Regions from separate parts of the Homo sapiens genome. Here region 2 is linked to region 1. Evidence: read pairs that join two places in POLR2A ChIA-PET (ENCODE). Cell type or tissue: A673. All regions are shown on one strand. Links, peaks and the distances in the headings refer to the core of each region. The heading gives the core; the rest is flanking DNA. Region 1 overlaps HTR1F (5-hydroxytryptamine receptor 1F). Region 2 has its middle 19 kb from the start of CGGBP1.

Region 1 (17,061 bases), core at 4,390-12,389:
GTTTTTTCTTTTATTGACTTCTAAACCGGATATTTTATTTCAAAAGTGGTTAGTGGTCAGAGAGGGGGAAAGAAAGGTAACAATTGTTTGAGCAGATCAGCCAGGGTATATTACGGCTGGGAAAATTTCAGGAGAAGAGACAAGAAATGATTTGTTTTATTCTTTGCTTTTTTAAGGAGGAGTTTGGGAGAGAATGAATTGGACTGTGAAACTTTCATGAACTTCTCAAAAGAACAGGAACATGAGGAGACGAAATGGTGATGAAAACCCACAATTCAATCTACCACAGTATGGTAAGCATTCCCAGCTTTAAACCATGAAGAAAAATAAATTGACAATTAGTGAAAAAAAAAATGTGGTAAATCAAAGAACGTAATGCAAAATGGACACTGGAGGGATGAAAGTCCATATGACTCCTGCTTCCAGGAAAGGCCAGAGCCACTGATCATTGGTTCACTAATGGCCAATAGTGTTTCAAGGTGAAAGGAAGGATGGGTCCAGGAGCCTATTGGAGGAAAATAGGGTGGAGACTTGGAGATGGTGTTAAGAGAACATTTGGGTGAGTGAACATAAATCAAAGAAAAAATAAATTAAGAAAAATGCTTATAGAAAGTGAAAGGTAGACATTAAATACTAAATCAGATAAAAACCTGCAGATTTTATATTTAACCATCTTCTCAATTATAATAATGATTTGGAAAATTTAATGTTTTCTTTTATATAATTTGGCAGGGTGATAACTATCCTCAGTGGGATAACAGACTAGTTTTAACTCTTACATCTCCATGTTTCAGAGTTTATTTGAGGCAAAGTATGATTTTTAAGAACAGCTACTGCTTATTTTGCTCAGGTTGCTTATTGCCCAGCCCAGTCTGAGGGGACCATTCATAGCTTATCCATGTGATACACAACCTGCACAAGCCATACGTGTTGCCTCTGATTATATGTGTACATAAGAAATGAAACAACATAATAAATGTTACTCTTGGGAACAGCAATGGATTAAGTGCCCTAATATCTTTATTCAGGTCACTGATCTGCTGGCTCCTAGCCGGATAATATTATTCATATCAATTAGCCTCTCTGAATCCAGAGTGCTTGCTAGGAAAATGGTGACAATAATATTTACCTTCCCAATCTTACACAGTTGTCTGAGTTAGTCAAAGAATGTTTTGTAAAATTTTAAGTTTTATATAAATGCACATTATTATTTAGAAGATTAATGCAACCATAGGATAGTCACTTGTCATATATATGGATTTTAATATTTTTAAGAGACAGCATGACATATATCATGTAAGCTACTGTCACAAAGCTAAAAGTATATATTTAATAAATGATTTTTTAATTAAATGGATGGCAGGAATGTACTGTCTATTGCAAATTTTGTAACAGTTTATATTAATTTATAATTCTATACATTAGATTTTGAAAATCTCAATGGTACCCATTCTCCTTAGTATTATTTTTTAAAAGTTTTTATTTTCCAAGTATACTGATTCTCAGTTATGATGGAGAATATCAACAGTTACTGATTCAAGATGCTCTTGCCCCTGCAAAGTCTACTTCGTAGTTCATCTTCCTTTTCAAGACCTCTAGATGTTGGAACACTTTAGGAATACATCTTCAGCTCTCTTCCCTTCTTTATCCATATCTCCACTCAGGTTTTCTCAACTGGTCCCATATTTTTTTTTTTTTTTTGAGACACGGTCTCATGCTTTTACCCAGGCTGGGCTGCAGTGGCACAGTCACAGCTCATTGCAGCTTCCACCTCCCAGGATCAAGTGATCCTCCCACCTCAGCCTCCCTAGTAGCTGGGACTACAGGCATCAGGCGTGCACCACCATGCCCGGCCAAGGCTGGTCTTGAACTCCTGAGCTCTAGTGATCCATCCTCCTCAGCCTCCCAAAGTGCTGGGATTACAGGCTTTAAAAAAAACAAAAACAGGCCAGGCACAGTGGTTCACGCCTGTAACTTCAGCACTTTTGGGAGGCCGATGCGGGCGGATCACGAGTTCAAGAGATGGAGACCATCCTGGCTAACATGGTGAAACCCTGTCTCTACTAAAAATACAAAAATTAGCTGGGCATGGTGGCGCGCCTGTAGTCCCAGCTACTCGGGAGGCTGAGGCAGGAGAATCGCTTGAACCCGGGAGGCGGAGTTTGCAGTGAGCCAAGATCGCACCAGCCTGGCGACAGGGTGAGACTCCGCCTAAAAAAAAAAAAAAGCTAACATATGCAGAAGTCTCCCAGATCTTTATCCCAGCCCTGAATCCCCTATGATTTCTTACTTAGATATCAAAGAGCTATAAATCTCTCCCTGTATGTCTACTCAATGATTCAAAATAGATATGTACTAAATTAACTTTTTGATGTTCCATCTAAACTTGTTCCTCCACAAGTCTTTCCTATTATAGTCCTACTATACCCTTGGTTGCTTAGACCAAAAATGTGGGGGTCTTACCTTTGTCCAACCCATCAGCAAGTCCTATGCATCCTACTCCAATACATATCCCTAATGATGCCCTTTAAAATGCGACATGATTGGATCCCTGGCCAGTATTTCAAGCTTGTTTATGTAAAACAGGCCTTTTTACTTATCACTCTTCATAGTGCATTATCCCTCCTATAAATTCTATTTCTCTGTTAATTTATGTTTCTCTCTCTATTAGGAAAACATTTTTTTCCGTTTTATTCTCAAGTCAGTATAGTGGACTGGAATAGTGCCTAGCACAATTACTGTAAGCACTCAATAAACCTTGTGAATGAAAGAATGAATTGATACCCATAATATGAATCCCTGAATGAAACAGACCTAGAATTGATGGGAATGAGATTGACAGCTGCACATAACCATCAGTGTCCTGGACTGGGACATGTGTATAGGTGTGCTTTCATAAGCACATTATTTCTTTACGAAATACATTCTTGGAATTACTTTTGACTTCAAAGAGTCAAAAATTACCAAATTAATTCAAATAAATAATAAAATTCTGTTTTCAACTCAAGATAATTCTATAAGTATGAAAGCTCCCAAAACAAGGCAAAAGAAAATGTTTTTGTTTCCATTTTGAATTTTTCATTTTTCCAGCCACCCCTCTCTAGCTTCTGAATTTTTACACTGACGAACAGATTTTGTGTCTTTCTTCCCATAGCTAAAAATGATATTCAGACTTGATAATAGTGATTATAAGAAGTATTATTATGCCAATTATTTCAAATTGTGCAATGGTCAAAGCACATAAAAATATGTCATAGCAATAAATCTGTTTTCCTACTCTTTGTAATGTCTTATTTGCCTTAACAACTTTTCAGACAACAGCTATAATAAATGGACTCTCAAGTATGATTTGCATCTCTCCCATCACAAGAGTAGTGTCTGTTTCAGAACTCACAGTTGTGTATGATATATTTAAATGATCCCAAATAATCGTCCTCAGAGCTGTCCTGACCTTACCGATAATGAGTTTTATAGCCCTTTATATTGTAGTTTGCCTGAGCCTGAAATATATTAATTACCACAAATATATGAAATGTGTGGTTGTAAAATCCCTGACTTCTCTCTCCTAAGTCTAATAATCACTAAAATATGTACTATTGCTTTCATGTCATATTTACCTGGTGCTTGTTTCCCCTTCTATATTCTGTATGTTGTTTGATGGTTCTTTCTCCAGTCTCTCATGCCAGAAGAGTCATTCCTTAATGCCTGGCTCTCCTTCATTTCATATATCCAATTGGTCACTATATCTTCTCAATTCATCATACAAAATATTTCTGGGATTTATGCTGTTTTCATTAGTACCATGGCTTCCTTTAAAAATTGACCCATTTTAGTCTCAGAGTCGCACTCGCCTGTCTTCTAACGCTACCATCACTTTCCCATAAAACCATAGAGGAATTAACTTAGAATCATGTCACAAAGCCTTCTCCCTGAAAGCAAAATGGTTGTCTTGCTGCTATATACCCAATGACAGAGGTACCACTTGAGACAGGAGATTCTACAGAAAGAGTGTAAGTTGTGATACCAGACAGACAGGCAGGGTTTTAGATCCCATTGTAGGGACATACCACCACCTCTATCAGTGGTGTAATACTGGATAAGTTCACCTCTCTGGAACTTAGTTTAACTATGTTTTACTTTGAAATAATAATTCATATTTCATAGGATTGTTGTGAAGACTAAATAAGATCATGTGTATTAAAAAATATTTGCTGTAATGTATTGAATGCTCACTAGAGGATAATTTCCTTCTTGCATTCTCCTACCACTTCTAGGCACCATTGATGGTACCAGAACCTGTCTGCAGAAACTCTGCATGCTTTCCTAGTTCTCCTGTCCTGCTATCATTTGGGGACCAAGGATATCTTTATTTCTCAAACAGTATTAGAGAACCTGGGTGAGACCATATTCTGTCTCAGGGAACCTGTTTGATCAATGCTTCTGCAAATCCTCTTTCTATAACAGCTGGAAACTGTTTCTCTTCATGCTATTTTCTTGCTCATACATCAATGATTGATTTCCCCTAAGTTACAAGCAAAAATAAATATTTCATAGCTTTTTCTACTCTACCCTTGCATATTTTTATGAAATCAGCTCTGCCACTCGTTCTTTTTACCTGCTTGATTTTCTCATAAAGTCCATGTCTTTTTAATCCTCTGTACTTTCCATAGCCAGCCTCTCCAGTTAGAATGCTTTTCCCTGCTTATACATCCCGTAAACGCCCATTATTCTCAGATCAGCTTCTCTATAAAGCATTGCCAACCTTTGCTTCATCTCAGAAAGTAGGTGTTTTCCAGCTTAGTGTTCCTATCCCTGCAGTGCACTTCGATAACGTCTCTTTAAGCCTGTATCTTGCCATATTGGTACTATTTGTCTTACCTACTACCGTGTAAATTCCTTGAATGGAGAACAGTACCACAGCACCTAGAATGTGCTTGAAAGTCCACAAATAGTAGATAATGGAAGGTGTTGCTATCATTATTATTATTATTATTTTGGGGACAGGGTCTCACTCTGTCACCCAGGCTGGAGTGCAGTGGTGTGCTCTTGGATCACTGCAACCTCTGCCTCCTGGTCTCAATAGATCCTCCCACCTCAGCCTCCCAAGTAGCTGGGACTACAAGCATGGGCCACCATGCCCGGCTAATTTGTGTATTTTTTGTAGAGACAGGCTTTCGCCATGTTGCCCAGGCTGGTCTCAAACTCCTGAGCTCAAGTCATCTGCCAGCTTCAGCCTCCCAAAGTGTGGGAATTACAGGTTTGAGCCACCACTATCATTATTTTCTTTCTTTCTTTTTTTTTTTTTTACTTTAAGTCCCAGGATACATGTGCAGAACATGCAGGTTCATTACATAGGTATATGTGTGCCATGGTGATTTCCTGCACCTATTGACCCATCCTCTAAGTTTCCTCCCCTCTCCCCGCAACCCCCAACAGGCCCTGGTATGTGTTATTCCCCTCCCTGTGTCCATGTGTTGTCATTGTTCAGCTCCCACTTATACTATAATTATTTTCATTGCCCTTATCAACTTAATTTTTTTTCCTTTCCCAGGCAGTCACATTCTTATCTGAATTTTCTTTGTCAAACTGTGCTACCATTTTGTATCCTGTGTCATAAACAAGTGTAATTTTTATGCAAGCACTATTTTTATATAATTCTAAACACCAAGACTTTAAACCTAGAAGAAAACTGCAGTATGTATGCTTCTCTCATTTGCATGAAAATAGCATTCTGTAATTGAGATTTCAAAGTTGAGAAATTCTAAAGCCTTTATTTAAAAAATCCTTTGAAAAATTAATCATATTTTTCCAGTTTTGTAAATAAATGAATTGGAAAGCAATGAAGCAAAATTTAACAACCTTCAAAATACACATTCACATTCTATTCGTAAGTTCTTTTATATTGCAAGTTGGTGCCAAAAAACATAGCCCTATCATGATGGTCCTGAGAGAAAACCTCGTTGATTGGAAAAGGGTGAGGTGATCTAGGAATAACTGGCATTCAGCTGTTGTATCATAGTTTCAGTACAACTTGGAAAAATGGCACCACACATTCACAGGAACTGTACCCTTCTCTCCTGGGGTAACTTAATGAACTTCTCTGGCTACCTGCACAAGATCTTCATCACTCAGTTAAGGGCCAGAGAGAGCAGAATATTTAAATATGTAGCAAGTAAGCCTACTCTATGGTAGATCTACACTAGGTTTGAAGAGTTCTATAGTTCCATCTGGGTAGGGGAGGGTAATTGTACTGTTCTCTCCCATATCTGTGATGTGTTTATATTATTTATTTTGTTATAAGATCGTTTTATAAATTCTGTTCCATTTCTCAAGAAGTGTGGTAATTTATAGCATGTCTCTGCATTCTTCAGTTGGTAGATGAGAACTTTCAAAAACCCACTTTGTAACTGACAAAATGAGGAACTTATATTTCCTGGCATAACATGAACTGGGAGTGTCATTCACGTTCGATTAGTTAAGCACTAAAAAAATTAGGCTTATGTTTTTAGCCTCTTTTTCTTACTTTAAAAGGAATTTTTCTAACAAATACAGTTTAAGTGTAAATACAACTCTTAATTGTCCACAACAACAGGGAATGGAAAATTGGGATCTACAGATAATTCAAAATTTTACTTTAAAGAGCACATTCAACCTTTGTTCCCAATGAGCTCTTAACATTGCTTAGAGCTAAGAATTAATTTGTGTGGATTTTATCACTTTTTATTTGACATCTCACCCAAGGAAGAATTGCTGATCAGCAGTGAATTAGGCACTGAGTAGAGTAGCCAGAAAGAGTGAAATCAGAAACCTGAGCACTTGAATCAACCACAAATTTCATATCTAACCCTTGAACATTTTAAATGACATATATCTTCATTTTAGTTTTATAATAGCAATAGACATTCTAAGACAGAACTAAATACAAAACATTTTTTGAGTGCATAGATTTTCTGAAAAAGATCACCTGTTCTATTGTTACTTGAAAATGTAGATTAATATATTTAATTCAACCTTCTGGACGAAACAGTGCTAGAACTATGTCATACTTTACCAAATCCATCCCTTCCCAATAACAAAACAAAGAAATGTTTCCCTTTCCTTCCTGGATTCTTCAGGTGCTTTTCATCAACAGAAAACCACTTGCTGACATGTGGTTCATTTCTAGGGTGGACAAGTAATTTTTAAAAATTTATTGTGGCAAAGTCAGCATACCAAAAAAAAAAAAAGTTAAAAAAAAAAGATCTGTCCTGTGCTTTATTTGTGAGGCTGTGAAGGAGACTTCTATGGCTGTTGCTGTGTTGGGTTATCTTTATTTTACCTCCTGGTTGAGTGATGAGCCTTTTCAAAGAGAAAAGAACCAAAGACATGTCCTTCTGCCTGTTTGCTGCACCTCAGTTTGGTCTCCAGACTCTGATATTGTTGGGTGGCTTCATGAAAATTATCCACCAATTTCTTTAAAAAATCAGTTTCATTTATTATCATTTAAATATAAGTAATATTGTACATTTGTATGTAACAAGCAGAATCTGAAATCCAGTATTGAGACTGTCAAATGAAGCATATGCGATATGCACAATGTGCCTAAAAAGCTGTGATCTTCCTTAAAACATTGAAATCCAAGTCCTCCAAATTTGGCAGAAGAGAAAGTCTCCCCATTCATGAGAAGGCAGTCGAACCACTAACCTTCACGGTCATTCCTCTGGGATTCCCCCCTTCCTTAGGGATCTCTCTGACTGCATTTGCACATTCACACTGTCCTGAGGGACTTAAGGAGCTTTTCATCTATGTTTGCACACTTGTGTTCCACTCACCAAACATGCTATTAACTATTCTTTTTTGGTTCAAGTGAACCAGCCACTCATGCAAAACACACTTTTATGCTCATGGAGATAATATATAGGTCTTCCTTTAGAAAAGGAAATTTGCAAAAATAATGATGTTACTTAATAAAATAAAAAACATAATTTATTCTTGTAATTTACCCTGTTATGTAATCAAAGGTATATACAATTTGTAAGTACATCATAGATTACTGATATGCTCAATTAGAGCCAGTAATTAATATTTGCAACAGAAGCATGAATATGATCTTTAAAAACTGACTAATCACTTTTGCTTGTGTAAAATTTTTTATCCTTAAATAGTCTTTAGTGTGATGTATACAATAGTATTTCCCTAATTTAAGCATTTTCTAGTCTTATTTACAAAATAAATTGAATCCTATTATTTCATTTGAAATGAATTTTTATTTTGAAAATAATTTGGTAGAACATAAAAACAAAATCTTCTTGGGTAGTTAAACATTTAATGTTGACACAGTCTTTTTGTGACATACTTGCTTCACCTGGATATGATTCTAGAGAGTCTATGAGCCCCTTGAAATTGTGTGCAAAAATATATGTGTCCTGGTATTATATCATTCTGGTGTAAAAGGTAGAACAGTTTTCCTCAGAACCATGACATAAAATGAAATCTATGCATTGTGTGTAAATTCCTCCAAGCAGTATATTTTTAATACTGAAAAAATACTCATGTGTGTGGACTCACTGAAGTAAATGAAGTAGTGGTAAGTCCATCAGCATATGCACACTGATATATTTTCAGAATAATAGGAATATTCTTGGTCATGTCATAAAACTATGTATTATAATGATATAACTTCATTATTCACTATCTCATTTTCCTATGCTCTGGTTTATCATCATGAAGACATTAATTTCTCATGATTTCTCGTGCTATCTATGGAAATAATCCTTTATTGAAAAAATAAGTATCTTGAAATTAGTGGCAGCAAAATGGATTTGAGAAGATCTCATTAAAGTGTATTTAGCAACATCTCACTGAATCTTTATATTTTTACACACAGAAAAATATTTTGGATGTTTTAGAAAAAAAATGTGTAGAATTAGAGAGCTCTAACTGTGAACACCAACATTGTTTCGCCACCTGTATCTTGCATTAAGAGACAGATGGACTTGCGCCAGAGATTTAAAGTCAAATAAAGAAGTTCCTGGGTGAAAATCAGTATTACTGAAAAATATTTTACAATGAGTTCTTTCTCTAAGCAATGTTTATGGCACATGTATTGATATTTGAAGTAGAAATTAGTTTTAAGTAAATATGACTTATAAATAATATTACGTGGAGTTCCATGAAAGAAGGGACTGTGTCCTATTCAGTGCAATATCCTCTGAGTCTGACACTGAATTAACAGTTGATAAATGAAAAAATAATCAATGAATCAATCTATGGATGTGGTAAATTCATAGCTATTTTTCTGGCTCCTGGTAGTGTGGGGTCTAAGTATACCCTAAATAACTCTTGAAATATTCTTATATATATGAGAAGAATTTGCTAATATGATGGACAAACATCATGCTCCAATGAAGTAATAATCTAATCAAGGTGAACAAAATATTTTGGTCTACAAAATAAATAACAATGCAAATATTAGTAACTAACTTTAGTAGGGTCTTTGTACTTTAAAAGATATTAAGAAATTATTATTATTATTATTATTATTATTATTATTATTATTATTATTATTTTGAGATGGAGTCTCACTCTGTCGCCCAGGCTGAAGTGCAGTGGCGCCATCTCGGCTCACCGCAAGCTCAGCCTCCCGGCTTCACGCCATTCTCCTACCTCAGCCTCCTGAGTAGCTGGGATTACAGGCGCCGGCCACCACGCCCGGCTAATTTTTTGTATTTTTAGTAGAGACGGGGTTTCACCTTGTTAGCCAGGATGGTCTCGATTTCCTGACCTCGTGATCTGCCTGCCTCAGCCTCCCAAAGTGCTGGGATTACAGGCGTGAGCCACTGCGCCCGGCCCACAGATACAAATTATTTCTATCCAGAAGAAAAACAAACTTCAGTGCTATAGATTATTATCCCAGAAATCTTATACTAATATTATCTCAAAAGGCCTATAAATATTCAGATCTTCAAAATGCCCTTTGATTCAGCCTTGCCGTCTGATTGGTTTACTCATTAATCAAGAAATTGAATAATATCTTTGACACATGTTTATTTTATATTTTTATGAGCCACATTGCTAACTTTTGGAAACTTAATGGATTATTGTAATCTTCACAACTGCATGAAGTAGGTACTAAAATCATCGCCATGCACTATTATTACTATTAACAGTACGATAGGTACTAGTGTCATCCCCATAAGGAAACAGAATTAGTAAGATTAAATTACTTATCACACAGGTGGTAAGAATTTCAAGCTCTCTAATGCCAAGAGCCTGTGTTCATAACCACTATACTGTGCCACCTGCCTAGAAGCTAAAAGAGAACTCGTATTGAGTAACTAAAGCTAAAATCCGTATCTTCCATGTGTCTTGAAAGTATTGTCAAAGGCAAAGAGAATTTATAAAAGTACTTCGTCACTAAATTAATGTGATAGTAGAAATAATTAATTATATGTAATGTATAATATGTATTATACACACAAAACACACACATAAGAATATCCCTTCTTTTTTTTTTTTTTTTTTTCTTTTTTTTTGAGATGGAGTCTCGCTCTGTCGCCCAGGCTGGAGTGCAGTGGCGCGATCTCGGCTCACTGCAACCTCTTCCTCCCGGGTTGAAGCAATTCTCTTGCCTCAGCCTCCCGAGTAGCTGGGACTACAGGCGCACGCCGCCACACCCGGCTAATTTTTTGTATTTTAGTAGAGACGGGGTTTCACCCTGTTGCCCAGGCTGGTCGCAAACTCCTGAACTCAGGCAGTCCGCCCACCTCAGCCTCCCAAAGTGCAGGGATTACAGGCGTGAGCCACCGCGCCCAGCCAGAATACCCCTTCTTGTAAGAATTGTTCATCAGAGTAACTAGTTCACAAATGAATTCGTGAATACAGACCAAAACTTTGGCCTCTTGGAGAGAATCAAGCTGTGTCATTGTCAGACAGCCACAGAGTTTCTTTCACATTTCACATTATCAAGATTACATATTACTAACAAAATAATGTTTGAAAGTTATATTTGAGTTATTTGAAACTTTTATCAAGAGTTCCAGGAATGAAAAGCCTCTGGATAGTAAGTAGATAGATAGAGAAAATATTTGCCAAGTTTTGTTCCGTCTGTTGTTTTGTTTGCTTTTGTATTCAGACTGGTGTAACAGGACTTACGTGTCTGGAAATCACCTTTTCCTTACTCAAAGGTTCTTTAAGGTCTGAGGGTCTTAACAACACCTTTCTCCAGCTGTCAAGGAAAAGCTACATATGAGAGATTTTTGCCTCTTGTTTAGAATTTTTAAGCTGCAAAGGATAACACTCTGTTTTTCTCAGCAGTGTTTTCTTCTGGCCCCAAATCTGCTTGCAATATTGTCATTGTTTCCACTGGCAGACTCTGCTTCCTTTGGGAGGTGTTTCTAGATAAAGGCATATAGGGTGAAGAGACTTCTGCTTCCCTTAAGTATCCAGAATGTCTCCAAACTGGAACTAGGGAAATATAAAAATTAAAAACCTTAACTATTTTTCTTTTAAAGCCATTTCCCAAGTGTTGTCCTTGAGCTTGCTATATCAAAATAACTTAATCTACTTGTTTAAAAAAATGCAGATTTCTTGGCCTCATTCCTGACCTTTTGGGTCAGAACCTGTGAGCTGGAACCAGGGAAACAGTATACTGTTTCAACAAGGAACTCAGTTGACCCCATACCGTATTTATAAAGCACTTAAAAAAATAGGGACAGGGTCTTGCTGTATTGCCCAGCTGGAGTGTAGTGGCATGATTGTAGCTAGCTGCAGCCTCAAATTCCTGGGCTCAAGGGATCCTGCTGACTCAGCCTCCCAAGTAGCTACCACACCTGGCTAATTTTTTTAAAATTTTATGTAGAGCTAGGGTTTCACTATATTGCCTAGGCTGGTCTCAAACTCCTGGCCTCAAGCAGTCCTCCCACCCTCAAGCAATCCTCCTAGCTTGGCCTCCCAAACTGCTGGGTTTACAGGCATAAGCCACCACGTGCCCGGCCTATAAAGCCCTTTTTTTTTAAGTCCTTCTTATATTTTTACGTAATTGAGACTTGCACGAAGATTCTTAGCTTTTTACTCTGAAAAAGTATTGACTTCCATTTTTAATAACTTTGTAATCAGAGCTTACAAGTTCACTTCTGATTGTCTTTAAAGAAAAATTATCTTGTTGTATCTTCAAAAATATATAGATTGGCTGCTCAACTCAGGTGCACATTTTGTGTTATACATGGCAAGAAACTACTTAATAGGGTGAGTATTCCTAACTGTTGCAAACTATCTGATAGTACTGTTTGTAATTTATTTCAGTGGTTGTATTTCTAGGACAGGGATGATATATTTGGATATAAAACCCAAGTTGGATTCCTCTAATCACTATACTATACATGCAATGTGATTGGATCTCTAATTCAGAATTGTAAGATACTGTGTGTGTATTCATATATGTATATATACACATAAGGTATGCATAATACATGTATATGTGTATGTTTATGTATGTGTGTATATGTGTATATATGCGCACAAATACTCATATAAATACTCATATAAATGTGAATATATACATATATTAAAAATGAAAACAATTTGGGACTTAAAAAGCAGATGTTATTTTAGGAAAGACTTAGTTCTTTTTTTTTTTCCCAAGCTATTTCCCATTAGTCTGTTTTCACTTGTTTGTTTAGGCCTGGGAAAGTCAACGTGAGGTGGCGCTTAAGAACTTCAAGGTCTAGATCATACAAATCCATGTCTTTTGATCCCTAATGCCTAGTCCAGTTATAAACACACTTTGAACAGTGATGAATGGATATATGAATGAATGAAAAACAATAGCTTAGACCAGAAGTCTGCAAAGTATAACCTGCAGGACCAAATCCATCCTGCTGCCTATTTTTCTATATCCCTGGTGCTAAGAAGGGTTTTTACATTTCAAAATTGTTTTAAAAATCAAAAGGTTGGTAATATTTTATGACACATAAAAATTATAGGAAATTCAAATTTCAGTGTCCATGAATAAAGTTTTACTAGAAAACAGCCATGCTCATTTGTTTAGGTATTTTGTGTGGTGGCTTTTATGCTGCAATGGTAGAGTTAAGTAGTTGCAACAGAGACCATATGGCCTGCAAAGTTGAAAATATTTAATATCTGACCCTTTACAGAAAGTCTATGGATGCCTCAGTTTAGAAAGATTAAGTGTCTTGCCCAGAGAGCTACAAAATGTAAATTATGTATCTGGAATTATCGATAGGTGTTTGAACTCCAAATTCAATGCCATTTTCTCCGTACTTTTCTAAGCCTAGAAAATTGATTTTCGTTCTGGACCAAACATCTTGATTCCTGCTCCAGAGGTTCTTGGTGTTAGGCAGAACTGGATTTGAATCGTAACTCTGCTCAGGGCTGGCTACATAACTTGTGGGGCTCAAGGCAAAAGGAAAATGCCTGGCAATGGCAAAGGACCCTTACCCCCAAGACCCCCCCGCAAACCCAACCCCACCCCCAGGGCAGACAGGATCTAAATATGGAGATGGCATATAAATACAAAACTAAAATGACTAAGAATCTCAAGACAGCAACCACAGAGCATTAAACCCCAATCGGGGGACTTTTCTGAGCCTGGTCAAAATGGTTATACTTCGATGAAGCCAGATTACAACATAATGAAATATGATGCCGTCACAAGTTAAAGAATCTATCTGAACCCCTATTTTCATAGTGATGCCATGTAGTTGATGATATCTGTCTCAAAAACTTTAGAAGTCACAATAGACCATGCATATAAAGCAGTTAGCAATGTTCTTGGCTGATTATTTTTCAATTTCCTGTACTTCCTTCTGGTATTAAATCAAGAAGTAGCATTCCTATCGTAAAAGACTAAATGTCATTTCCGTATTTTTGAGACCAAATTCCTTTTTAGCATGAACTTCATCAATGGTTGGATCATACATTATCCTAAAGAGATGTCCAAATTACAGATAACTTGAGCCATTATTTAGAGCCATTTTTGTTCTTTGTGAATAAGGCTTTCCCTGGGCACTTATCAGCTGTCTGTACCCTCTGGGTCTGCACATTATAAAGCAAATGAGGAACTTTTGTTGGGGCATTTTCAGACCCTTGCATTAGCTGTAGTGTGCCAGTGCAAAGGACCCTAACTTGATAATTTTATGGTCACAAGAACTAAGCCTACACCAAACCAACACTAAAACTACACTAAACCTATAATAATTCTAGATATTATTCTCCAGGATTCTACCCAGCAGAAAAGGAGATATCATCCATTTATTTTATTATCTGCAAAGTGGTGAACATGTACCCACTTGGCCAGATGGATTCCATGCTAGTGTTCAGCTTCCTTCAGGGAATATTTGTGATTCTAGTCAACCAATTCACTGATTTAGGAAAGACAATACTTCTATTCTGTTACTTTAGAGATCTGAGGTTGTCAGTAAAGTTAATGTAGTCATAAAATTACCATTAGCGAGAGAATAGTCTCATTCATTGAGATGTTGGGTTTTTTTGATATGAAAAAGGATATTTTTTCTTTTAGCTTTTGTTTTTTGTGCTAAGAGTCATATAATAATGTGTCCTAGTAAACAATAATATCTCAGAAGATTTTTTGTTTCACGTTGAGTCACACTCAATTTTTGTTTGGAAAATAATTTTAATATCCATAAGTGGTTTTTCAATTTGTTATGAATAATAGAGTCATCCAGTAAGCATTGAATAAAGGTGAAGCTACAGAATTTCTTAATGTTTTAAATTTCATTAGTTTGCAATTTATTAAAGACTAGTATTTCTTAGAATGTTGACATCTCCCATCAGATTATATTATATTCAGAATGTCCCAATCTCAGAAAAGCTCACAGCACTGAAGAGAAGCAATTCAATGATCTTCCAGATACCTCCCTGAGGAAAAAGTTTTAAAATATATGTATCAACTCTCTCCTACATCTTCTGAAACTAAGGGTCAGAGAGTTTGGGTGAAACATTAGAGAAAAACAAAAAACAAGATAAAATCTTGGAGCCCATTTTTTCTTTTTGTACTTCAGTATTTACTTATTCCTATCCTTAGTTCCACAATTATAAATTAATTATAACTTTTATCTTTAAGTTATTAATATAGTATCATTAAAATAAAATAATACTTTGTAGATTATGGGAAGAACATTTCATATCAGTGATATATTGTTAGTTTTTTGTGATAAGAAACATGAAATTTTTTCACAGACTTATTATGTTTGCAAAGAATTCAGAAGGACTTTTTTCCTTAACATTGTTTGCTAGTCAATATTAATTTCCTAAATTTCATGGATATTCATTTTCAGTACTATTAAATAGGCTTTTTTTTAGTTGCAATTATTATCAAACCAATTAAACAATCTTCAGTTAATAAAGAAGAAAAGGAATTTAGCTTACATAACTGAACAAGCCAAGGAATCAGAATCTCACAGTGTCATAATTCTTTCTCCATATTCTCAGTTCTGCTTTTCTCTGTGTTCACTTTATTATGAATTATTTTTATAGAAATAAGGCAGTCGTCAACAACTCCAGGATTATATCTTACTAGTTTAACAGTGCCAACAGGACAGAGAACCTCTTTTCTTACAGTTCCAGCAAAAATCTGAAATTGAGCATCATTGTAATTATTTGAAAAGCCAACCTGAGGCAAGTTCACAATCCGGAAGCTGAATATGTGTCCAACTTCACACAAATCACAAGGGAAAAAAATAGAAAGGATATTTCCCTCAGGAAAATCAGGGCACCATTACTCAGAGAGAGGAAACTGGATTCTCCACAAAGGAAAACAAAAAATGTCCTCCACAGTTTAACAGTAGAAATAGATGAATATACAGAATTCTAAATACATTGGATAATTTATTATTATTAAACATATATTATATAATGTGTGACAATTTTCTAATTTTTCACCTCATATTTTCTATAGGAAATATCACATATATTTTAAGTGAAAGGTACTTAGCCCATTTTCTGGCATTAAGTGGCATTGAATGTATTACAGCTCCTCCTTGACTTTAGACAATAAAATATTATTGTTACAGTATAATTATTATTGAAAAATATTTTATCTCTTATCCATAATCAATGTGTTTCATTTCTATTTTCTTATATTTTTAGAATTTCTTATTTCTTACTCAAATGTTTTCAGAATTTATTTTGTCCACGTGGATACTATATGGAAATAATAACTGAGATTATGGAACAATTTCTTTCAGAACATAAAATGCTTATTTACTTTAAGTTCTCTTGAGAGAAACCAGAGTCGAATTTCAATAAAGCTACACTCATTAAATAATAAAGAAAAAGAATCTTAATGATATAATAATTGCTAATAGAAATTGACCATTAGGGAAGAAAGATTTAGTTAAGGGCTGATTATCTGGAGGAATTGATGCAGGAAGTGGCTGGTAGTCAAAATACCACTCCTACAATGTTCTATCTCCTGTCAATGGTAGAGGGACCCTACCAGTGTCAGAATAAACATTTTCTTGTTGTCCTGTATTCCACCCTTGCCAGCTACTCCAGGGACCCTAATCTACCAACTATCCCCTGCTGCCATCTATCTTCAACCTCTCTCCATAATTCTTTCTTTTCTGCTCATAATCACCACTCTGTTTTCCATCTCTATAATTTTGTCATTTTGTGAAGCTACATGAATCGAATAATATAGTATGTGAAATTTTGAGGTTTTTTTTATATTACTTAACATAATACCCTTGAGATCCATCCAAGTTATTGTATATAGCAATAATTTTTCCTTGATTGCTGTGATTACCTTTTGTTGCATTGTAGCTGAAGAGTTTTACATTTAAATTGTTGCAATATCCACTCAATAATGGACTGAAATGAAAACCGATTGAACTGTGCACATGCATTGTGAAAACAGTAGATAAGAAAACACAATTGGAATAACTACACTTTCTTCAAATCTAATGACAAAATCTAGAAGGAATGAATAGCTTCCCTAATGCTATAATCTGAGTCTGAAAACTTCCTTCCTAAAAAAAAAAAAAATTCTCAAATTATTTGCCCATTTTTAAGTAAGGCTGTTTCCTTGTTGTTGAGTAGTTT
Region 2 (17,061 bases), core at 8,248-16,247, 210 kb after region 1:
GTAGATCAGATGTAAACATGCATATGCATGCATTCATGTTATTTCATAGGCTATTGAGATTTTATTGCAATTAGTTTCACTTTCAGTTTCTCAGAGTGAAAGGGTCTAGTTTGGCAGTGTTGCCTTAACGGGCACTGCAGCCTTACTGGCATCAGCTGTTCAATTTAGCTCCCTTTAAACCTATTTAACAAAGGACTAGCATCCTATACCAAACTTTTACAACCTTTTACCAAACCTTTTTCTGATCTGTGCCGATCAGAAGCTTTTGCTAATTCTGCATGTTTAATTCACCTGGGGTTTTTTTGCCCAGGGTTTATTTGACAATAATTTTCTTGTTCTCAGTATCTCCTCTCACTGTGATTTTCAGAACATGATTTGGCTCCTGTCACACTCGGTGCTTTTGGGGAATCTCTCCTGTTGAGTTCTACATCTTAATAACTTCCCTAGATTTTGTGTTTTGTTCTTAGGGCAGCCGTGATGTATAAATGAGCCCTTCCAATGCCTCAGTTGTTGAGCTATATGATTTTACATATATGATTCAATTTCCAAATCCCTCTTTGATCTGTGAGCTCCTCAAGGCCAGAGCTGTGACTTATCCATCTTTGTATGTCCAGTATCTAGATTACAGCCTGAAATGCTTCAGGCATTCAGTAATAGCTGAAATGAACAGAAAGAGAAGCAGAATGGGACTTGAACTTGGAAGAAGTTTATTCTAATGACCAAATTTTTTCATTCTATATGTCATATTTATTGCCAAGTTGTTTTATAGCACTTTCTTTTCATGTATACACTTGCTACCAACCGCACAACAAAGTAGAAATTACTATCCTCATTTTATTAAAAAAAATAAAATAGTAAAGCTAGTAGTTTGCCTGAGGCGAAACAGGATTAGTTTAAGTAGAAAAATTTAATTACATTTTAAAAGTCTTAGCTCTTCTATCCCAATTCAACTGATTAAAAAATAGATATAGAATTTCTCCCAATTCCAACATGTTATCAACCATGGAAGCAGAAATATATGGGGGGAAATGGCCTGTTTAGAATAGGAGTTTGGCTGGGCAAGATGGCTCACATTCCTAATATCAGCATTTTGGGAGACGGAGGCGGGAGGCTCACTCAAAGCCAGGAATTCAAGAGCAGCCTGGGCAACATAGTAAGACCTAGTATTAGTTCATTTTCACACTGCTAAAAAGAACTTCCCTGAGACTGGCTAATTTATAAAGGAAAGAGGTTTTATTGTCTCACAGTTCCACTTGGCTGGGAAGGCCTCAGGAAACTTACAATCATGCAGAAGGGGAAGCAGGCATCTTCTTCACAAGGCAGCAGGAGACAGAGAAGTGGAGGAAGAACTTCCAAACACTTATAAAACCAACAGATCTCGTAAGAACTCACTCACTGTCATGAGAACAGCATAAGGAAACCACCCCCGTGATCCAATCACCTTTTCCCTCCACACATGGGTATTACAGGTCCTTTCCTAGAGATGTGGGGATTACAATTAGAGATGAGATTGGGTGGGGACACAGAGCCAAACCATATCAGACCTCATCTCTACAAAAAAAAAAAAAAGAAAAGAAAAGAAAAATCAAATGAATAATAAATAAATAAGTTTTAAAAAATAAATAAGAGGCTGTTGGATCTTACCTAATAGGGCTTGGATTACCATTCAAACAGACCTAAAGGAATTCTATACCAACCCACCCACCCAGAAATAGAAAGGAGAAGGAGCAAAAAAGAGTATAGGCAATTCTGTCTATATTTAACATTCAAGAAGTCATCAAAAAAGACCCAAGATTAGAAGGTCTGATTTTACAAACTGTCTTTACAGTATACCACAAACCAAATAAAACTTCAGGGAAAAAAGGGTCTACTTTCTGGTTATCTATTGCATTTTATCATTTTATTCTAGTAATCTATTGCTACATAACAAATTACCCCAAGATTTAGCAGTGTCAAACAACAATTTTCATTACATTATATCTCACAATTTTGTGGGTAAAGAAGTTGAACAGATCTGAGCTGAGAGACTCTTCTGCTCCGTGTGGGATTGATTGAGATAATCACTGGCACCTTTGTTAAAAAGTCTAAAAGGCTGACTTCAGTTGAAACTACTAAACAGAGCACCAACATGTGACCTTACCATCACGGCAGTTGCAAGATAATATTTCTTATATGACAAGCTACAGCTCCCAGAAAGAGTTTTGTAAGTAACAGTTAGTAAAAGCTGTGAGTTTCTTAAACCCTGTTCCCAGACACTGGCATAGCATCATTTCTGCCATAATCTATTTGTCAAAGTAGTCATTGAGCCCACTATGATTTAAATGAGGGGACATAGATCTTCAAGTTAGGATGGGAGGAATGTCAAGGAATTTGGGGTAATATTTAATCCACCACACAGCCCAATTAACTTTTAACATTTCTTGCTTGTAGATGATATTTTTCGAAATTTTTTTTTTGCAAAACCAAAAATGAAGAAAGAAAGCTTTGTGTTCCTCTCTGTTCTCAGAGTACTACTCTTATAGCTGTATACCATTCTACCTTATATTATGGCCACTGTATGTATTTTGTCACCACAACTAAAGTAGACACTAAGATATTTTTACATTTATGCTTAAGTTATTTATACACCAATATAAATGAGTAGTTCAGGAAGAAATTTCATAATACCTACAGCCGTCTGCACTCTTTCCTTCTTGGCCTCTGACCGTTTAAATACCTCCAGACTCTGCTCTTTGAAGAGCAGGCTGAGTGTTCTTCCATATCAGCACCTCAGCATACACCAGAACTTCTCTCACTGTTGTTAAGCCGAAAAGTACTTTGGGGACCAGATAGACCAAACTTGCCATTTCACAGAAGTTAAAACAGATTCAGAGAAATTGATACGAACTCACCCAAATTATGCAAATAGTGTATGCACAAGCCAGAACTAACATCCAGGACTTGTTGAACATCTTCAGTTGTATTTACAGCATATGCATTTTGTGTTGGAAATTTTATTAGGAAACTAATAAACTATCAAAAAATGACAAATTAACTAAATCCAGAACACCAAATCATAGAAACTATTAAATTTCCTGACAGCAAGTTTTTAAAAAAAACTTAATTAAAACTATTAATCATCAGTCAATGCCTGTCTCATGGCTCAGTCTGATTAGTATTCATGACTCCTTTTTTTTTTTGAGACGGAGTTTCGCCCTGTTTCCAGGGTTGGAGTGCAGTGGCACCATCTCAGCTCACTGCAACATCCACCTCCACCTCTTGGGTTCAAGCAATTCTCCTGCCTTAGCCTCCCTCCCGAGTAGCTGGGACTCAGGCATGCGCCACCACACCCAGCTAATTCTTCTATTTTTAGTAGAGGCAGGGTTTCACCATGTTGGCCAGAATGGTCTCCATCTCTTGACCTCGTGATCTGCCCGCCTCAGCCTCCTAAAGTGCTAGGATTACAGGCGTGAACCACCGTGCCCAGCCGACTCTTACTTTTTTAAACTAACTTTCCTTCCTCAGCTGATCTTGCTGCTGCTTCTTTTTTTGTACACCATAAATGTATAAAAATTTTACCTGTCAATTTAAAAATAAATAATAGAAAATAAAAAACAAAAAAGACAATAGAGGATCTCAATAAAGTGAAAAGTTGGTTCTTTGCAAATATTAACAAATTGATGAATTTTTAGCAAGACCTGCCAAGAACAAAACAGACAAGACATAATTTATTAAAATCAGATATAAGGACATCACTCAGACCCCATAAAATTTAACTTTATACAGGCAAATCATGAACAACTTTATGCCAACAGATTAGAAAAAGTAGATGAAATTGAAAAATTCCTAGAAAGACACAAAAATGGCATCAGAAAAAAATCAGATCAGAAATATAATAGTAGAGAGGGTCAGCCATCATAAGGAATTGGTTACACACACATATACACACAAATATACAACAGAACAATTCACACATAAATAACATTAAGAAGAAATTTAATCTCTCATAAGTATAAAAACAGAACTTTATTTGGGACTAGTTGGTGAAAGATCAATCTAAATCAGTAAAAATACTTAATTTGGAATTTTTTTAATGTGGTTCCTTTCTTTTCCTTTTTTTTTTTTGATGGATTCTCACTCTGTCACCCAAGGTGGAGTGCAGTGACACGATCTCAGCTCACTGCAACCTCCGCCTCCTGGTTTCAAGTGATTCTCCTGCCTCAGCCTCCCAAGTAGCTGGGACTACAGGTGCCTGCCACCGCGCCCAGCTAATTTTTGTATTTTCAGTAGAGGCGGTTTCACCAGGCTGGTTTTGAACTCCTGACGTAAGTGATCCACCCACCTCGGCCTCCCAAAGTGCTGGGATTACAGGCATGAGCCACCATGCCCGGCCTATTTATTTATTTCTATTATGTATTCTCAATTATTTCAGAGAGGTTCTGTAGGTGATAACCTTTGGAGGCTTTGCAGGCCAAAATATTTATTTATTTTGATCTCACATCTAAATTCTAGTTTGGATAAATATATACTTTATATACTTGCGGTTTCAAAATAATTCATACTCAGCATTTCAAGCATTTGTCTATTGACTTCTGCAGTATAATACCCATCCAATGCTACGTCACCGCTCAGCTTCAGGGAACATTTTCTGGACCCTGGGACACAAAGCCAGGGAATATCGTGCACATGGGGCTGCCTGGAGTTTGCAACAGCCAGTTACTGTGCAGACAGTGTTCTTTCTTTCTGGAAGCTTTTATAAATTTATTTGAGTCCTAATAGTTCTGAAATTTCACAAATAATTGTCTAAGGCAAAAGTTTCTTTTGTTTGTTTTTGTCTTAACATTTAGAGCTCTCTGAAATCTCAATACTTGTGGTTTAGGGGATTATGGGAAATTTTTCTCAGTTACATATTTGTTTATCTATCCCCCTCATTTCCCCCCTTTTTTTTTTTTTTGTCTTCTTGGTACTACTAACTGATAGCGTTATGTATGGAGAGTTGTTCCTTCTTTTTTTTTTACTTTTTTTTTCTTATGGTAGCCATCTCTTTGCCATTTGCTCTATAGTTTGGGGGAGTTCTGTAACTTTATTTTCCAAATCTTCCACTGGTATTGACTGTTTCTTAAATTTTACTTTTTTTAATTTGTAAGAACTATGTTTTCCTCTGATTGCCACCTTGTCATTGCTGTCTGTTCTTATTTTGTGGATATTTTATCCTACTCTATGACACCTTCTCTGAAGATAGTCAATTCAGTTTTTAAATGTTCTCTTATGGTTACTTGGATCATCTAATTGCCCATGTTAGTGAATGCCTTTGGTTTTGTCAAACATGTGGTAAACTATTTGACTGATGCTCTAAGTTGATGAGTGAAGGTTCTGTTATGGATTGAATTGTGTCACCCAAAAAGATACTTTGAAATCCTAGACCCCATCCCAGAGAAAGTGACTTTATTTGGAAATACAGTCTTTGCAGATGTAATCAAGTTAAGATGAGGTCATTAGGGTGGCCCTAATTCTATATGACTGGGGTCCCCTATAAAAAGGGAGATTTAGGTCCACATACAGAGGGAGAATGCCACGTGCCAACAGAGGCTGAGATTGAATTCCTGCAACTAGAAACCAAGGAACATCAAAGATTGCCCACAAACCACCAGAAGCTAGGAAGAGGCAAGGAAGGATTCTGCCCTACAGGCTTCAGAGAAGAATGACCCTGCTGCACCTTGATTTCAAACTTATAATCTTTAGAACAGTGGGAAAATATAATTGTGTTGCTTTAAGCCACCTAGTTTGTAGTGCCCTGTTACAGTAGCCCTGGGAAGCTGATACAAGTGGATTTCCTGGGTTTCATTTGCAGCTGTGTGAGTCCTTTTCCTCCCAATCTTCTCCCCTGAATAGAAGAACTTTGTAAGTGAGGCAGTACTCAAAAGTCTACATAGGTGAAGAGCAAACAAACCAAAACAAACAAACAAACAAACAAAAAAAACAAGGCTATGCCTCCCCATCCTCCAGAAGGAAGGCTTTACTTGAGTGATGCATGAGTCAGGGTTTTATTCAGGGCTCACTCGCATTAGGGAGGGCAATCTTCTTTTCTCAGTCCACCAATTCAAGTGTGAATTTCATCCTAAAACACCTGCATAGACACACCCAGAATAAAGTTTGACCAAATAGCTGGCCACCCCATGACCTACTCAATTCACACATAAAACTATCATAAACCTACCCCTTGTCAACTTGGTACCCATATACGTGTCCTTAAACCATACTCAATCTCAAAAAAGACAACAAGGTCGTATTTCCTCCTATCATAATAAAACTATTCTGTGTACAACCAGAAACACACTAACATTTTAGAAGAGGAGATAAAGTCCTGAAATGATGTTAACTCTTCTCCCTGATGTCCTGTAACTTACATACAATGATGTAAAGTCAACACATCTTATTTTACATGATGAGGGGGGATGAGGGAAGAAAACAAAAATATTTGCTTTATCCATCTATCTACACACACACACACACACACACACACACATTTGTAACAAAATAAGGAGAAAATATTCATTACAATTATAGTCCTCATTTTGCATTTCTGTAACTGGCCATTTGGCTATAGCTGGTATTTTTGACTACCTTCTTTCACTACTTAATCTGTATTCCCTTTGCCTTCAGCAAAAACTTAAGCAGCCATAATTCTTTACATAGTGGGTAGCCCAAGTTTTCCTTCCTGAAAAGTCTGAGCTATTAATAGCCCTGCCTGAATTGGATCGTTGCAGTTTTACATTGGCCTTAATCACAGAGCATAGCAGTAATAACAGACACCCTAAGGGACCTCTTGTAGACTAGACATACTCATCCTTACCACCATTGTTGTGTAATGGTTCTATTCCCCTTGGTAGTCAGGATCAGTCACCCCCATCAGAACACTAACTCCCTTCTTTGCCTGGTGATTCATAGGCATGAGGAGCCCAAAGGGCCCAAGAGGCAGTCTTAACTTCCAGTTAAATGGACTCACTGTGTCTCGTGGTGGAAGCATTCCTTTCTTTGGAACTAAGACTTCTAGACCAGCAGAAGATAAGGCTGAGGAATCAGGAAGCAAAAATTTTGCTAGTGGGTCATTAGGGGTACCAGTGAATGGTGCTTCTCCCATTTTCAGCCCTTGATTCTGGGACTCATGAATCCTGGCCATGGGAGAAACAGCACCATGTATTGAATGCTGATCCAAAGCATACAAAGCCTTCTGAAGAGCCTTGTCCTAGCCTTGAAAGATAATGCCACCTAGCTGGTTCTGGAACTCTGTCTTTAGAAGGTCATTTCACCACTCTGTTAAGACAGCTTCTTGCAGATGATGAAAAATATGGTAATACTAGGGAATGCATGAGCATGCGCCAATTGCCGTACTTTATTTGCTGTAAGTTGAGTTCTTTGATGAAAACAAATGCTGTATAGAATACTATTATGGTGTATAAGACATGCTGTAAGTTCACAGATGATAGATTGGGTAGAAACAGTGTGTGCAGGGAAGGCAAATCCATATCAAGAGTGTCTATTCTGGTAAGAACAAGATGTTGCCCCTTCTATGATGGAAGAGGTCCAATGTAACCTGCCACTAGACAGCTGGGTGACCACCCCAGGCAATTGTGCCTGTTAGTGTTAGTCTCTGCCACTGGCAGACTGCGAACTCAGTGGTGGCTATAGCCACGTTGGCCTTGGTTGGTGGGATTTTATGCTACTGAACCCATACATAACCTCCATCCTGCTGAAACAGGAGAGTTCCCTGAACCCCTCATGGGACGTGCGACCAAGGTGTGGTTCATTTGTTCGGCCACCATGCACTCAAACCCCTTATGGGAGGAGGAGCATGCAGGTGAGCAGGTGCAGAGGCCAGGGCAAGTGTTTTTGGGATCCAGCCTCACAGCAGTGTTTAGGGGTGTTACAGTGGTCTTTTAGCCCTGCCATTGGGGACAGTTTAAGTGTTAAACAGCTCAGTAAAAAGGCAGTGTGACAGCCTTTTTGGGTTCCCACACCCAATACATCCCAAATTCTTGTCTTGCATCCAGAAAGAATCAGATCACTTGGACTTGAAGGATGGTAAATGTGGGGATTTTATTGAGTGATGGAGGTGGGGAACTGGAGAGGGAATGGAGTGGGAAGATGATCTTCCCTTGGAGTTTGGCCGTCCCCTGGCCAATCCCCTCTCCAACTGCCCCCAGCCGAACTCCTCTTGATGTTCAGATGCTTTCTCTCTTCTCTACTTCTCTGCCACACCACTCTGCTGCTTTCTGCTCATGGATCCTGGGGTTTGGGGTTTATATGGACAGAGGATAGGGGGCTGTGGTGGGCCAAAGGCAATGTCTGGGGCAAAAACAGGAATGCCTGTTCTTATTTAGGGCCACAGGTCTAGGCTTGAGGGTGGGGCCCTTGCCAGGGACCCTGCCCTCCTCCCACCTGCCTGTATCACTGCCACCATGGCCGCTTTTTTCATGAGCCCACTGGACAATGACAGGGATGGTTGGGGAGAGGCTGATTAGTATCCACAGAACAGGCCATCCTGTCTACTTAACTCCTAAAATCCTCCTCTGCTGAGGTCGCATGTTGGTGAACATTCCCATGGGATACAAATATCTCCACGTTTTTTGCCTATTTAAAGTGGTCTATCCACATATCCTTTCCTCAGATTTCCTTGTCACCAATTTTCGAATCATGTTCCTTCCAAGTCCCTCACCATTTAGCCAAATCACAGGCCGTAGCCCATGAATCAGCATATAATTGCATGTCTGGCCATTCAAAGTGAAAAACCAGGTGCACTGCTCAACATTCTGCACATTAAGATTTCCCTTCATCTTGGTCCTTCATAGCCTCCAGGAAAGGGCTGTATTGCTGCAGCTGTTCACTTTGGGCTAGTGCCTGCATATTATGCGAAACTATCTGTAAACCATACCTGAATCTTATCTTCCTCCACCAAGTGAATGTAGAGAACTTCCAGTGAGGCCATAGGTGCAGGCTGGGAGAGAGAAGGTAATGTAGCAGGTAGGGAGACCGTGAGCATTTTGACCACTTATTCATGTAAGATACTTATACCTGATTTAAATATTTATCACTTCTATTGGATGATGGAGTGCTACTGTTCACACCTAACTTTATGGCTAAGTAGATCAGATATCACTCCATTCATGATGGGCCACTCAGCTCATACGGTAACTTAGTGGTTGCCCATGGCTAAACAGTCAGCCTCTGCTAAGACTTAATAGCAAGCCAAGAGCTATTTCTCAAAAACAGAGTAGTTACCTGCAAAGGATAGCAGTGCTTTGCTCTAAATCCTAAGGGCCTACACTGTGACTCACCTCTAGGGGCCTGCCAAGGGCTCCAAATGGCTTCCCTATCTGCTGCAGACACTTCCAACACCACTGGATTGCAGGATCATATGGCCCTGGCAAAGAAGTTGCAAGGCAGCCTGGATCTGTGGCAGAACCTCCTTTTGTTCTGAGTCTCAGACAAAACTGGCTGTTTTTCCGATCATTCACTAGATGGGCTGGAGTAACATATCGAAATAAGGAATGTATTGCTTTCAAAATCCAAAGAGGCCCACGAAGCACTGTGGCTTTTTTTTTTTTTTTTTTTGTAGGAGGGGCCATAAGCAACAACTTATCCTCCATCTTAGAAGGAATATCTTGGCATATTCCACACCAATAGACCCTGAGGAATGTCATTGAGGTGGAAGATCACTATTTTTCCCCTATTTTGTTTGTCTTTTGTTTTCTTGACTTTATGGGCCTTCAATTTGTGTCCGATTTATTTCTCTGACATACAAATGTCTTACCAATACATCTAGGGTGGTGGCTACTTCTTGGCCACTAGGTCCAATTAACATACTATCATGGACCAGTGTGATCCCTTATAAAAGGGCAAGACAATAAAATGTCTGTGAACAAAATTATGACATATGGCTGGAGAGCTGAGAGACCCGAGAGGTAGGATCATGAAGATATATTTCTGGCTTTGGCAGCTAAAAGCAAACTGCTTCAAATGGTCTTTATTGACAGGTATGAAGGAAAAAGCACTTTTCAGATCAAGTACCAGGGGATGTGTTCATTTGCTCAAGAAATTAAACCACATCTGGTATAGCAGTTGCAATTGGAGTAACCACCTGGTGAGGCTTACAATAATCCACTGTCATTTTGAAAGGTCCATCTGTCCTCTGCACAGGCCAAATAGATAAGTTGAATGGTGATGTGGTGGGAATCACCACCTCTACGTCTTTCAAGTCCTTGAATGGGGGCACTGATCTCTGCAATCCCTTTAGGAATGTGCTCTGGCTTTTGTTTTATTGTATCCCTAGGTAGACGTAATTCTACTTGGCCTTTGCCACCGGAATAGCCCACACTCCACAGGTCAGGGCACCAATGTGGGGATTCTGTCAGCTGTTGAGTATATTTATGCCAATGATGCTTTCTGGAACTGAAGGAACAACCATGGGCTAGGCTTAGGGACTCACTGGACTCACTGTGAGATGGACCTCAACTAAAACTCCATTGATTACCTGAACTCCATAGGCCTGATTCTAAGCTGCAACATTAAATGCAGAATCTCTGCTTAGTGGGCTCATATTAATAAATTTGGCCTTACCCAACTTTATATTTCTTCCACTGTTATCCCACACCTTTAGTAACTATTCCCACATATGTTGCCCCTGGATTTCTTCTTGTGTAAATTAAAAACTCAAGTAATTCTTTTGGAGTGTAGCACTCCAACTTATGGACCACACTTTGTACCTCACCTCTAGGAACTTCTAGGGTCTTAAGTCTATTTAAGGGTCAAGAAGCAAGGAAAGGTGGTGGGAGTGAATCCTGAGAAGACTCATGGTTGTCTTGCATGGCAATTGCAACTGCTTTAGTGGAGGCCACTGCAATTTCCTCAGCTAATGCAGTGAATCTCCTCAGATGGGAATGGAGAGGCAGCTCTCAGTCAAGGTGGAGTGGCTTCTCCTACTGGGGTTCACGAGGGACCCCATTGACATTTAGGGGTTCAATGGCACTGAGGTTCATCAGGGCCTTCCCACACGGGCCCATGCCAACTTTCAGGATACCATTCCTTCCCAATCAATATCCTCACTTTAACAGTTCATACTTAACAAGGCTGGGAGTTCAACTTGCATTGTAATTCAGCAAGTCACAGAATGAGAATCTGGATTTGATTCTCAGCAATCTCAGCCCTGCAGCTACCAGAGCTAAGGGTCTTTTTCAGGGCACACATAGAAGCTTTTAGGTCATTTATGCAGCACTTGAGTTGGAAACTCAAATGCCTGAGCTCGTCGTTTTCTTTTCTTTTCTTTCTCCACTATGTTCAGTGACATTAGAAGCAACCAGCCCATCTCATTATACTCATTAGTTTGCCAAAAATATTTCAAAGTATCTTATACATAGTTAAACAGATTCTTGCTTCTTGTAAGTAGTTGAGTATCCAATGGTGATATTTTGTGTTTCTCCATTGTTACATCATGCCATGAACTATTAGTGCTCTTTTTACTACTGAAAATAAAATCATTAGTGTTTATAAATTTAATCAGCTTAGAGATCCAATTCCAGATATCCCAGAACTAATTCCTAAAACTCATCCTTAAAATTCTGTTCTTCTGGAATCACTCTTAGTGCCAAAATTTGTATTAGTTACCATCCTATATAAACAAATAGAACCAATAGGATGTATATATTCACAGAGAAAAAGATCTATTTATCTGGGTGAGAGAGAGATTTATTATAAAGAATTACCTCACACGATTATACAGAATGACAAGTCCCGAGAGGTGCAGTCAGCAAGCTGGAGACACAGAAGAGTTGGTGGTATCATTTCAGTGAGTCTGAAGGCCTGAAAACCAGGCAAACCAATCACGTGGCTTCATTCCAATTACTGATAGGCTCAAGACCCAGGAAGAGCCAATGTTTCAGCTTGATTTTGAAGGCAGAAAGAAACCAATGTCCCAGCACAAGGCAGTCAGGCGGTAGAAGACTGTCCCTTACTTTTGGAAGGGTCAGCCTTTTTATTCTATTCAAGTCTTCATCTGATTGGATGGGCCCCCCACACCCCACATTAGGGAGGGCAATCTGCTTTACTCAGTCTTCTGATTCAAGTGTTAATCTCATCCAAAACACGCTCATAGACATACTCCTAAATAATGTTTGACCAATATCCAGACACCCATGGCAAGCTGACACATAAAATTAACCATCAGAGATAGTAAAGAAGTTTGCTGCACTTAGGAGCTGGGCAGATAATTTCCTCCTTTCTTTCATTGACAGTAGTCTAAACATCACAAATTCCTCTTTGGAATAATGTTTTCTAGGCCTTTCTATGTTATAACACAAGCCATACTAGTGATAATAAGCAGTTCATTTTATTATAATGTTGTTTATAGGTTTTATATTCTACTCTTAAACCATTAAACAGTGCTACCTTGTGTTTAGCATATGTAAGAATTATAGTAAGAAACTGTATAATCATTTACCCTGATGATTATTTAGAGACAACATCTCCCCCTCTTCATTTTTGTTCACTTTCACTTGCCATTTTTCTGAATCTGCTCTGAATTCAGAAGTGGTTTTTTTCAGAAAGTGTTTTTCTTTGAAGCATTTTGAGCTTTGGATTTTCTCTGTTCTCTTGCTTCTCAATCAATTTAATACAATCTACTTTTCATCATTCATAAATCAACCTGTCCCTTGTCCGGAAATTCCTCAAGATATCTTATCTGCTCATAGTTTCCTTTCTTTCCTTTTAAGGCTACTATGAATTTCTTCTCAGTTATTAAGGTATTTGGTACACAGAAAAAGTTGTAATGAGGAGGTGTGTGGAAAATATGTTTCTAATAGGAAAGAGACAGACTAAACAAGCAGTCAGAAATAGAGGAAACAGAGATGATGCAGAAATAGAAGAAAGCTTTAACAAATTATAATAGTTGGCTGGGCACAGTGGCTCATGCCTGTAATCCCAGCACTTTGGGAGGCTGAAGTGGGCAGATCATGAGGTCAGGAGTTGTAGACCAGCCTGGCCAACATGGTGAAACCCCATCTCTACTAAAAATACAAAAGTTAGCCAGGTGTGGTGGTAGGCGCCTGTAATCCCAGCTACTTGGGAGGCTGAGGCAAGAGAATCACTTAAAACCCAAGGCGGAGTTTGCAGTGAGCCGAGATCATGCCACTGCACTCCAGCCTGGGTGGAAGGGTGAAACTCTGTCTCAAAAAAAAAAAATTATAATAGTCACAGAGAGATAACAGAATATATTGTAATCATAGACCTCAAATGGGATCCTATTAAAAGTAAATGTTCTGAAAAGAATAAAGGTGTCTTAGAAATTCAAAGCAGGATAAAGTTAGTGTAGGAGAGTATATTATCAAAGCAATAATACAATATAACATAATATATATTACATTTATTTTTCTGAAGGTCTCTCTTCTCCGGCCTCTTTTCTCTTTCTCCAATCTGAACTTATATTTCTTCAGGTCTAATACAGCAGTCATCCTGTGATATCTCTTTGCTTTGCTCTTTCTGAGGTGGTTAATATTTATATTATAAATGTAATATAAAATAATATAAAATCACATTTTATATTTAAAATCAATATTGAGAAAAGCACTATACTTCTTAATAAAACTCTAGATACCAAAACACCAAATAGTGCACTGTGATTTATATTTATGGAGCAATGCCTTCATATTATTAAAGAAAATTATTTTCAGTCTACTTAGCCAAACTTTTAATTAATCACGAGGGAATAATGAAGTTATTTTCAGTCACACAAGATATTGAGAAATATCCCTTCAACACCATCTGCCTCAGGAAGCTTTTGGAGGATATGCTTATGCCAAGCAATGGATTAAGCAAAGCATAGGATCCGGGATACAGAAAAGGAAGGATCTAGCCAGTAAAGCAGTAAAGCAAAAGACATCCCAGGATAACCACTGTATTGGACCTAGAGAAAGATAAGTTCAGATTTAAGCAGAAGGAAAGAAGGCTGGGACAGGGGGCCTCAGGAAAAACAAAAACAAAAACAAAAAACAAAAATGAATTTATAGTTTATTTGACATATATTAGCATTTGGAAAGATTATTTATAGGTATTTGCCATATCTGTTGGTGTATTTGGAAAAAAATAGAATGCAAAGCAAAGACAAAAGATAAAATTATTAGCTTTAAGAAAAATTATATAAGAAGGGAAAGAATCACAGTCAACTACTTGGTTTGACGGTGAACAATCATTTACATGGCCAAAAAAACTGAAATACTGTCTATTGATTTTAACTACATAAAAATCCCATAGTGAGGAAAATGTGGGATGATAATAGAAAAAGAACAAAATCTTCATTTTAAGCATCATGTGTAAAACTGACTATTCAAAAATGGTAGTATAAAATTATTATTTAAAACTATGAAAGTAAGTCCAGGTGCAGTGGCCCATGCCTGTAATCCCAGCACTTTTGGAGACAGAGGCAGAAGGACAGCTTGAAGCCAGGAGTTTGAGACAAGCCCGGGCAACAAACCAAGACCTCCCGCCCCAATACCCTGCCTATATCTACACGAAATTTTAAAAATTAGCTGAGCATGGTGGCATCCAACTGTAGCCCCAGCTACTTCAGAGGCTGAGACGGGAGGATCCCTTGAGCCCAGGAGCTCAAGGCTACAGTGAGCTATCATTGCGCCACTGTATTCCAGCTTGGGTGACAGAGCACAAGGACCCATCTCTAAAAAGAAGGAAATAAAAAGTGAAAGTAAGTATCAGAAGAAATAGGAAAATGAGTTTAAAATAGGTGAATGGTGAGGCAGGGATTACTGATTATAAGTCATTTAGCATTATCTGATTTTTTAAACTGTGTGCATGTATTGTTTTAGCAAAAAGATCAAATCTAAAAAGAATACAGATGCAAATAAAATGATACCAAAATATAATGAATATAATTTTAAAACATATTTGTAAATGTTAGTTCTTTCCTAAATGTGGCATTGATATGGTTTGGCTCTGCGTTCCCACCCAAATCTCATGTCAAATTATAATCCCCACATGTCAAAGGAGGGATTTGTAATCCCCACATGTTGAGGGAGGGAGGTGCTTGGATCATGGGAGTGGTTTTCCCCATGCTGTTCTCGTGACAATGAGTGAGTTCTCACAAGATCTGATGGTTTGACAGTTCCTCCTTCATATGCTCTCTCTTGCCTGCTGCCATGTAAGATGTACCTGCTTCCTCTTCTGCCATAATTGTACGTTTCTTGAGGCCTCCCCAGCCATGCCGAACTCTGAGTCGATTAAACCTCTTTTCTTTATAAATTACCCAGTCTCGGGCAGTTCTTTATAGCAGTGTAAAAACAGACTAAAACAAGCTAATGCTAATACATTGATACTTTATATAGCCTTAAGGAAACAAATAAATTGATCACATATATATACATATATATGTGTAGCATTAGCTTCATGGTTAATAGCAGTTAACAGACACAAAAGTCAAGGTGACAGACATTACTATTCACCTCATGAGTTTAAGGTTAATTGACTAACAATAGTGGCAAAAAATTTTATTGTAAAATCTATTTCTATAGACATGTAGAATCCAGAGACATGAGCATGTATGTCTTGATGAAGATACTAGATGCAGCATTCTGGCAGTATTTGAAGACTGAATTATAAAAATCTGCTTCATTTCATGGATGTACCTAAAACTTCAGGCCAAAGGTGCAGCATTTAGAATCTGCAAGGGAGAGGAGGAGACATTAGGAGAGAAAGAAGAAAGTAATATAGGAAAGAAAGATTAAGAACAGATGGCCATTACTATAAGGAAAGAAGGCACCTTGACTGTGTTATATTACTACTACTACACTGAGTAGTAAAGGAACTAGTATTTTTTCATTAAGCAAGGAGATGCTAGGTGATCCCTAGGCAGGAAACAACACTCAAAGGACTGTAAATTCTGAATTAGCAAACTTCTTGGAGAGGAAGATGACAAATGATTACCAGGCACGAAGTTCCAATCCTTATCTAATACCGGTTTTCTGAAAAAGGAAATTAAGGTGGCATATAGAAATTGTCATAAGTTGTAAAGAATTACCTGATGATATGTATGCCACTGATCTTATTCCCATTAACTAGCAGATTTTGAAACCTGTCTACGGGGTTTTAGTAGTGATTAAATTTATGTTTGTTATAGGCATTATTAAAGCACAGTGGAGTAATTGATACAATTACTGTAAACATCTAGAAGGCATAAGCTATTTTTAGAGTAAAAATGCAGGGATAATAAAGTCACAACTTTGAAACTGACCCCCCTCCCCAATTACCTGCTTGGTAATGAATGACTTGGAAAACACAATGATGACTTAACTTTATAAATGTGCGACTTAATTTTATAAAATAATTCAAAAAAGATATTAAAAATATTTGCTAGGCCGGGCGCAGTGGCTCACGCCTGTAATCCCAGCACTTTGGGAGGCCAAGGTGGGCGGATCATGAGGTCAGATCGAGACCATCCTGGCCAACATGGTGAAACCCCGTCTCTACTAAAAATACAAAAATTAGCTGGACATGGTGGTGCGTGCCTGTAATCCCAGCTACTCAGGAGGCTGAGGCAAGAGAATTGCTTGAACCCGGGAGGAGGAGGTTGCAGTGAGCCGAGGTCACACCACTGCACTCCAGCCTGGCAACAGTGAGACTCCGTCTCAAAAAAATAATAATAATTAGAAAAAAAATAAAAATTTGCTCATCAATTAAAATTCTTAAATGAAAATTAAAGAATTAAAATGATTTAATATTTTCACTAATAAGGTAGATGAATTATGTCATATTGCTATTCTTTACAGTTTGGATATAACTATTGTGTGAACAGGTTTCAATAAAAGTCTACCTTATATTTTGTGTGTGACAAAAATAATATATAATTGGTTTAAATAAGTCAACCATACAAGAATGTATAAAAAGGCAGATAAATATTCTCCCCCTTGCCCCATTCAATGTCACAACTTGTCTGTGATTTTAACATTAGGCGTGTGTCTGCTCATCCGGTACAAATATATTGCACTTATATAGCATTATTCTGTTTTTTTCAAAAGTGAGAAA

What was found. ChIA-PET counts read pairs that join two places held together with the same protein. Peaks named below come from ENCODE experiments on the same cell type or tissue, not always from the same donor. Only the 100,000 strongest peaks of a DNase experiment are listed, where the experiment ranks them.
Region 2: POLR2A ChIA-PET joins it to region 1 with 5 read pairs; 2 of 35 experiments call an interaction of 5 or more read pairs at or near these places.

The regions. Positions count from the first base shown.
Region 1 is chr3:87,821,832-87,838,892 of GRCh38, forward strand. It overlaps HTR1F (5-hydroxytryptamine receptor 1F), which reads left to right. Exons shown (of 3, transcript NM_001322209.2): 2 at 177-293. Among named protein-coding and RNA genes, the nearest start is that of HTR1F, 38 kb to the left of the region's middle. In A673, for the core only: no CTCF peak of the experiment used is centred there; no DNase peak of the experiment used is centred there; H3K27ac peaks cover 742 bases.
Region 2 is chr3:88,031,879-88,048,939 of GRCh38, forward strand. No RefSeq gene overlaps it. Among named protein-coding and RNA genes, the nearest start is that of CGGBP1, 19 kb to the right of the region's middle. RefSeq lists an enhancer at 13,803-15,002. In A673, for the core only: no CTCF peak of the experiment used is centred there; a DNase peak (open chromatin) is centred at 12,703; H3K27ac peaks cover 2,567 bases.